Regions from separate parts of the Homo sapiens genome. Here regions 1 and 2 are each linked to region 3. Evidence: read pairs that join two places in POLR2A ChIA-PET (ENCODE). Cell type or tissue: Caco-2. All regions are shown on one strand. Region 1 has its middle 12 kb from the start of POLR2M. Region 2 has its middle 27 kb from the start of LINC01413. Region 3 has its middle 40 kb from the start of GCOM1.

Region 1 (2,500 bases), 170 kb after region 3:
TCCATGATGTATGAGAGTGCTTGTTTATCAACACTTGGTGTGGCCAGATTTTAATTTTAGCCAATATGATGTTTATATAGTAGACGTTTGTTTGTGTGTGTGTGTGTGCGTTTTCTCTCTCTCTTCTGAGATGGAGTCATGCTCTGTCACCCAGGCTGGAGTTCAGTGGTGCGATCTTGGCTCATTGCAACCTCCGCCTCCTCTGTTCAAACGATTCTCCTGCCTCAGCCTCCCGAGTAGCTGGGACTACAGGCGCATGCCACAACGCCAAGCTAATTTTTTGTATTTTTAGTAGAGACGGGGTTTCACCGTGTCAGCCAGGATGGTCTTGATCTCTGACCTCATGATCCACCTGCCTCGGCCTCCCAAAGTGCTGGGATTACAGGTGTGAGCCACCACACCCGGCCTCATTGTGGTTTTATTTTACCTTTTCCTGATTGGAAATGGCATATGAGCATTTTCTTAGGTTTATTGGGCACTGGATTTCTTCTTTTGAAAAGTCCCCATTCAAGTCTTTTTTTTTTTTTTTAAAGAGACAGAGTTGTTCTGTTGCCCAGGCTGGGCTGGAGTACAGTGGCATGATCACAGCTGACTGCAACCTCTAACTCCTAGGCTCAAGGGATACTTCTGCCTCAGCCTCCTGAGTAGCTGACATTACAGGCAGGAACTACTGCACTGGACTCCATCCGAGTTTTTTCTTTTTCCATTGTGTTGTGTCAGCTGGTTTTTTTCTCATTGATTTGTAGGATATATTCTGGAGACTAATCCTCGGTATTCAATCAAATAATTTGGTATTTGGTTGGCTATATTTGTTGGAAATATCCTCTCCATTTGGGGGATTATTTTTCATTCTCTTTTTTTTTTTTTTTTTTTTTCCAGAGATGGGGTCTCACTATATTGCACAGGCTGGTCTTAAACTCCTGAGCTCAAGTGATCTACCTCAGCCTCCTCAAGTGCTGGGATTACAGGCATGATCCACCACATCCAGCCCTCATTCTCTTCCTGATGATTGATAAATTCTTAATTTTAATGGCAAATCTATCTTACATTTAGTGCCTTTTGTGGCTTGTTTTAAGGACTTCTCCTATCCTGAAGTCATGAAGATAATCTTTTATCTTTAAAAATCTTTATAATTAAAAAATGGTTTATAATGTTGACTTTCACGTTAGGTCTTTGATTCCACCTGGAAGATATTCATGACTGTGTGAGGGAGGGGTCCTTCTGGACAGCCCTGGTGCTAGCATTACGGAGTGCAAACGCAGTCATTCCCAGCTGCTCCTCCGTGCACTCCTGCCATAGATCAAGCATCTGTATATGTCTGTGTTACCTTCTGGATTCTTTCTTCAGTTCCATTAACCCATTTGTGCTAATACTCCATTGCCTTGTTTATGATAGCTTAATGATAAGGCTGGATCAAGGCCCGCCATCTTATTCTTCAAAGTGCCTTGGGAATTTTTGGCCCTTTGCATTTTCATACAGATTTTAGAATCAGCTTGTCATGTTCCATACACACAAAATCCTTGGTGTAGTGCAAATTCTTATTCATTTTCAAAAATACGTTTGATAGTCTGTCATTGATTAACTTTTCTAACAATCTATATATTGAAATTTAGGAGATAGGGGATTTGGAACTTTGCCCTTGACTAAAGTACATTAGACTTATTCTTTCTATACCGATGACTATTTTTAGTTTCTTTGAGTTAAATAGAAAATTCAGAATGCTGTTTAGTGTGACTACCTGAAGTATTGTGTAGTTTTGACTGAGGAAAAACGGAAGAGAAAGGATTTTTTAAAAAGTCACATTTAGGTTTAAACTGGGAAAATGGAATGAATGCAGTAGTTGTGAACTCTTGCCTTCAGTTTTCAAATGACTATGTCTAGGGAAGGAAGGAAGCGCTAAAGCTTGGGGCTTAACCTAAATCGTGGAAGATGTTACGAGGATTAATCTCATTATATAATAGTCGTCTACAGGAATGATAATTCTTCATTTTCTTTTTTTTTTTTTTTTTTTTTTATTATACTCTAAGTTTTAGGGTACATGTGCACATTGTGCAGGTTAGTTACATATGTATACATGTGCCATGCTGGTGCGCTGCACCCACTAATGTGTCATCTAGCATTAGGTATATCTCCCAATGCTATCCCTCCCCCCTCCCCCGACCCCACCACAGTCCCCAGAGTGTGATATTTCCCTTCCTGTGTCCATGTGATCTCATTGTTCAATTCCCACCTATGAGTGAGAATATGCGGTGTTTGGTTTTTTGTTCTTGCGATAGTTTACTGAGAATGATGGTTTCCAATTTCATCCATGTCCCTACAAAGGATATGAACTCATCATTTTTTATGGCTGCATAGTATTCCATGGTGTATATGTGCCACATTTTCTTAATCCAGTCTATCATTGTTGGACATTTGGGTTGGTTCCAAGTCTTTGCTATTGTGAATTCTTCATTTTCACAGGACCTGTCTCTAATCGACATCGCATTCTCTGGGGAGCCAG
Region 2 (2,500 bases), 210 kb before region 3:
AAACCCTGTCTCTACTGAAAATCCAAAAATTAGCCAGGCATGGTGGCAGGCACCTGTAATCTCAGCTATTCTGGAGGCTGAGGCAGGAGAATCGCTTGAACCCGGGAGGTGGAGGTTGCAGTGAGCCGAGATTGCACCATTGCACTCCAGCCTGGGCGACAAGAGCAAAACTCCGTCTCAAAAAGAAAAAAAAGAAATAGTTGCTACTTTACTTTAAATTAACCAACATTGAAATAATGAGGTTCTAGTGTAATTTGCTATGATTTAATTAACTCCAACTTTGTGTTGGGCCTTAAACCTCTTCACCCCAATCAAGAAATCCTAGGCTGCCTGCTTGCTTCCTGAGACAGTGGGGCCTTTCTGAAAACCCACCTTGTTTTGCTTCTTTGGGCAGCTGTGGTGACCTCACTTTTGCTCAGAGCTCAGCAGTGTATGGGGTAGCCTTTTTTAGAAAACATTATTTTTATTTTTATTTATTTTTTGAGACAGGGTCTCACTCTGTTGCCCAGGCTGGAGTACAGTGGCCCGATCATAGCTCACTACAGCCTTGAACTCCTGGGTACAAGTGATCCTCCTGTCTCAGCCTCCCAAGTAGCTGCGACTACAGGCTTGTGCCACCATGCCCAGTTAATTAAAAAAAAAAAAATTTAGTAGAGACAAAGTCTCACTATGTTGCCCAGACCAGTCTTGAACTCCCAAACTCAAGCAATCCTCCTGCCTCGGGCTTCAAAAGTGCTGAGATTACCACCGAGACCAGTTTATTTTTATTTTTTGAGAAAAGGTCTCGCTCTGTCACCCAGACTGGATTGCGGCAGCATGATCCCGGCTCACTGTAGCCTCAACCTCCTGGGTTCAAGTGATCCTCCCTCCCCGGCCTCCCAAAATGCTGAGATTGCAGGTGTGAGCCACTGCGGCCAGCTGGTAACCTTTTCGTTTTTTTGGTTTTTTGCTTGCCATTACCATCAACTCACCCTGTCTAAAAAGCAGCTGTCACTCTCCTCCCCTACTGCGTCCCCTGCCTGACATCCAGACTCCAGACCCCCAGGCTCAGAACTGCTCTGTTATCTTGGCTTCTCCTTTTCTCCTCAAACTGCCCAAATGCTGCTTCCTCTTCCTTCTCAAGGTGGCTCCATATCTGTGGTCCAGGCTCTCACGCTTGTGTCTGTCTCCCTGCCCCATTACTCTCCTGCAGAAAACCCTTCCCTAGCTCCCCATCGCCCACCAGCAGTTGTCACTGTTCCACAGGGCTAGGAGCTGGGGAAAGCCATTGCAGGAAGCTGTGGGGTGACGAAGAGGAGATGAGGGTTCCTGGGCCAGTGACTTTGTCCTCACCTCTGCTGTGACCAGCACTGTCCTGCTTTTCTCGGATTCATCCAGGAAGCTTCTGGGTAATATTTGATGTGGAAACAAAAGGTCTCTGTAGCTAAAAATACCTTAGAAAACGACAGAACTTCTATAGGGCCAGTGCTATCCAGCTTAACAATCAAGACCCGGATCAACAAGACAAAGGCCACCTCTGCCTTCCTCTGCTTCTCCTTCACTCCAAACCCTCTCACCTGTGGGGCCCTGAAACACCTTGTCATGTCCCACCCTTGTGCTTGGAGTAGAAAGCGCTCTTCTCTTTCTGATTCCCTGTGGTTGAAGGCCTGGCTCAGACCCCACCACCTCTGATGTGGCTGTGTTCACCCTGACTGTTCATGCTGGAAGGTTCTCCTTCCTTTTTTTTTTCTTTTGGAGATGGAGTCTCGCTCTGTCACCCAGGCTGGAGTGCAGTAGCGAGATCTCAGCTCACTGCAACCTCTGCCTCTCGGGTTCAAGCAATTCTCCTGCCTCAGCCTCCTGAGTAGCTGGGACTACAGGCGCCTGCCGCCACATCCGGCTAATTTTTTTGTATTTTTTGGTAGAGTTGGGGTTTCTCTGTGTTGCCCAGGCTCGTTTTGAACTCCTGAGCTCAGGCAATCCGCCCGCCTCAGCCTTCCAAAGTGCTAGGATTACAGGCGTGAGCCACCACGTCCGGCTGGTTCTCCCTCCTTCTACAGGCTCCTACTCTTCTCCCTGGCCACAGCTAACCGAACCAAGGGACCCCGATCAAGCAGAACCCCTCAAAGGTCTTTTGGGGCCTGGTGCGGAAACCCGTGCTTACTGCAGAATCTGGAATTGAGACATGGAGGCTGCACCATTGGCTGAGGGCGGCTGGTGCTGGGGGGCAAGGGCCAGGCCAAGTCACAGTCACTTGTCAGTCAGAATCTGGGGTGGGGGGCAGGGGCTGGGGGAAAACTGAGGAAGCTAGGCAGCAGAGGAAAGAGAGTGAGGGGGACAAACAAGGTAGAGAGAGACCCTGCTCCTGAGGACGGCCTGGTTTCCATCAGGTCCTCACTTGTGAGACCCCCTGGGCGACTTCACAGCAAACCTTCCCTTGTACCTGAGCTGCTGGAGAGGCCTCTGTTCCTGCCAGCGGAAACTCCAGGCCATGTCTCCTGGACTGACCTCGAGCTCCTCA
Region 3 (2,500 bases):
AACTTGGAGGCCTTCCAGCCCTGGGACCGGTTTCTGAAACAGAAGGGTGGGGACTGGTCAGTGGTGAATGCTGAGGGAATTAATGGCTCTGGATTCTTGTGATGTTCTGAGAAATCCAAACTGCCCGTTCCAGAACATGGCAAAAGAGGAAGCATGTTCAATGTTAATTACAGAATAAGCAGGAGCCCCCTGTTTACCCCTTTTCCTAAATTCGAGGTCTTCTGCAATCCTAGTTGGCCCATAATCTCTCTTGATCTCACACCAGGCCCATAGCAGGCACCACAGTCTCTATTTTACAGAAACCAAAGCAGCTTCCTCATGGAAGGGGACCAATGATGATCATTGTCCTCAGATCTGTCTATTCTTTGCCCTGTCCCCTGGAGGCTGACCCATACAGGCCATGGGTTCCCTGATGGCCACTCTGGTTGGGTTCAGCCAGTGGGAGCAGGTGGAATTCTGGATGTGTCTGCATCACTCCCTGCTCTGTGTGGCACTTTCAAGTGGGCTCCCCTGGGACTTGGGTGATCTCTCCTTCAGCCTCCAGTTCTAAGGGCGGGTCATGGCTTTCTCTTGCTGTTCCTCTCTGGGTCCCTACCTTGGTGGGTTCCTGCCACACTGCCCACCCACCAGAGCAGCCCTTCATTGAGCTGCCGCAGTTCACTGCTGTGTCCTGTCCAGAGCTCTGTCCACAACCGCCTCTGCCTCCAGGTCAATGTGGATGACCTGTCCCTCCAGCTCTCTAGCAGCACTGATTCTCCTGGTTCTAATTGGAAGGGGTAACCTAATGTAAATGAGATTTTTTAATTTTAGTAAATGCAAAGCCTTTGTATAGATTGTTTCCTTTTTTTTTTTTTTTAAAGTCATGTATGATGAGGTACATAATTTTCTAATTTGTAGTAAAAGTCACCCTTTTTAGCATTATTTGCTTTTGTATTTAGGCCTCTTTATTTGGCCCCTCAGCTGAAGTCCTCTTGGTGGAAATGAGATTCTGAGCGGATACCTTTCCCTCACGCCCTCAGGAAGAATGTGACTCAGGAGGCCCAGAGCCAAAGGAAAAACGTCCCCCAGGCCGGCAGTTCATTTCCTTCACATTCTCAGCATTCCTCCTCTGAGCTTGTGGATAGTTACGGGGAGCCTGTCTTTGTTGGAAGACTGTCATTAGCCGGAAATGTTTCTGTTCTAAATCTTCAAATGATTGGGGAGAAATGACTTGACAGGTTCCTCTCAGGGGTGTAACAGCCCCAAATTCAGACGTTCTAGGCTTTGCAGAGGGATCCACATGCCTTGGTCCTGCCCTCAGACCTGCCGAATACACAGGGCTAAAGATTGTCACTGACTTTCACAGGCATGACCAAGGCCCAGCCCATCTCCGTCAATAAAGAAAGGCTGGAGTGTGTGCCCCTCACTGGTTATGAAAGCTAAGAGAAGTGCAAGTCGGAGAGACATTCAACAGTAAGTTGAAGGTAGTGTGGGGGGAAGGTTGCAAGGTTCCCACTGCGCAGGATCTTACTTGGTCTCACAACAGTTGTCAACAACTCCCAGGGGATGGGAAATGTGATTCCAGAGGTTTGCAGGGTAAATGCAATTAAACAATTTTTGAAGAAAGGTGGAAACTGGTTTTTTGGGAGGTAAGGAAGCTAAGTCTCAGGGAAGTTGGGCATTTTGCCATCAGCCGCACATAGAGTAAGTAGCCAGCCCACAATTAGCACCTGCCAGTGTGGGACAGGAACCGCCGGTGAACAAGGTTTAGGCCACGGTCTAGGACCTTTAGGTGCTTACAGTAGGGCTACAAAATCGTTATGAAACTAAGTGGAAATGACCTGTCAATATTAAGTCCTTCATATATTTATGTGATGCCAAACGTGTCTGTTTTTCCTTGTGCTTTGCTAGCTCTCTATCTGCAGTCCATACCCACTGTTTTCCCTGAGACCATATATAATTCCACAGCTAATGTGTTGCACTCACTTGCTAGGTACCAGGCATTGCCTAAGCCCTTTATGCCTATTGGCTCACTTGATCCTCACGATCATCCCCTGAGTAGGTCCTGTTGTGACAAGTGAGGCAACCCAGGCAGAGGTTACTAACCTAACCAAGGGCATGTGGTAGGATGTGGGGGAACTGGAATTGGATTCTGGGTCTGGCTCTGGAGTTCACACTCTGCTGCCTCTCACCCAGCCTTACACGTCCTAGAGGACATAGGTCTTTAATTTGGTCCCTGTATTAGGGGCTCCTACGGACTCCCAGTCATCCAGATCTCCCCTTCAATGGCCGGTTTCCATGCAACTCGACAGCCTGCTGCCTGCCTCCATCCTGAGCACAGCAGTCAGAGGCAGGTGGAGATGAAGTGAGCCATGGAAGCCACGGGTCTCATGGACGTGGCTGGCCAGGAAATCTTAGCTGTTCCTCTAGCCTGGCTGCTTTGGTGCCACTTACTGCTGTGATCTTTGGATCTCTCATTTTATCCTGAGTGCTCCCTTGCTGCCAGGCCACCCTGATTTCT

Evidence for each region. Peaks named below come from ENCODE experiments on the same cell type or tissue, not always from the same donor. Only the 100,000 strongest peaks of a DNase experiment are listed, where the experiment ranks them.
Region 1: POLR2A ChIA-PET joins it to region 3 with 5 read pairs; 9 of 35 experiments call an interaction of 5 or more read pairs at or near these places.
Region 2: POLR2A ChIA-PET joins it to region 3 with 5 read pairs; 4 of 35 experiments call an interaction of 5 or more read pairs at or near these places.

Annotation. Positions count from the first base shown.
Region 1 is chr15:57,717,835-57,720,334 of GRCh38, forward strand. No RefSeq gene overlaps it. Among named protein-coding and RNA genes, the nearest start is that of POLR2M, 12 kb to the left of the region's middle. In Caco-2, no CTCF peak of the experiment used is centred here; no DNase peak of the experiment used is centred here.
Region 2 is chr15:57,344,609-57,347,108 of GRCh38, forward strand. No RefSeq gene overlaps it. Among named protein-coding and RNA genes, the nearest start is that of LINC01413, 27 kb to the left of the region's middle. In Caco-2, no CTCF peak of the experiment used is centred here; a DNase peak (open chromatin) is centred at 1,233.
Region 3 is chr15:57,550,824-57,553,323 of GRCh38, forward strand. No RefSeq gene overlaps it. Among named protein-coding and RNA genes, the nearest start is that of GCOM1, 40 kb to the right of the region's middle. RefSeq lists an enhancer at 888-1,182. In Caco-2, no CTCF peak of the experiment used is centred here; DNase peaks (open chromatin) are centred at 677, 1,058 and 1,378; H3K4me3 peaks cover 211 bases.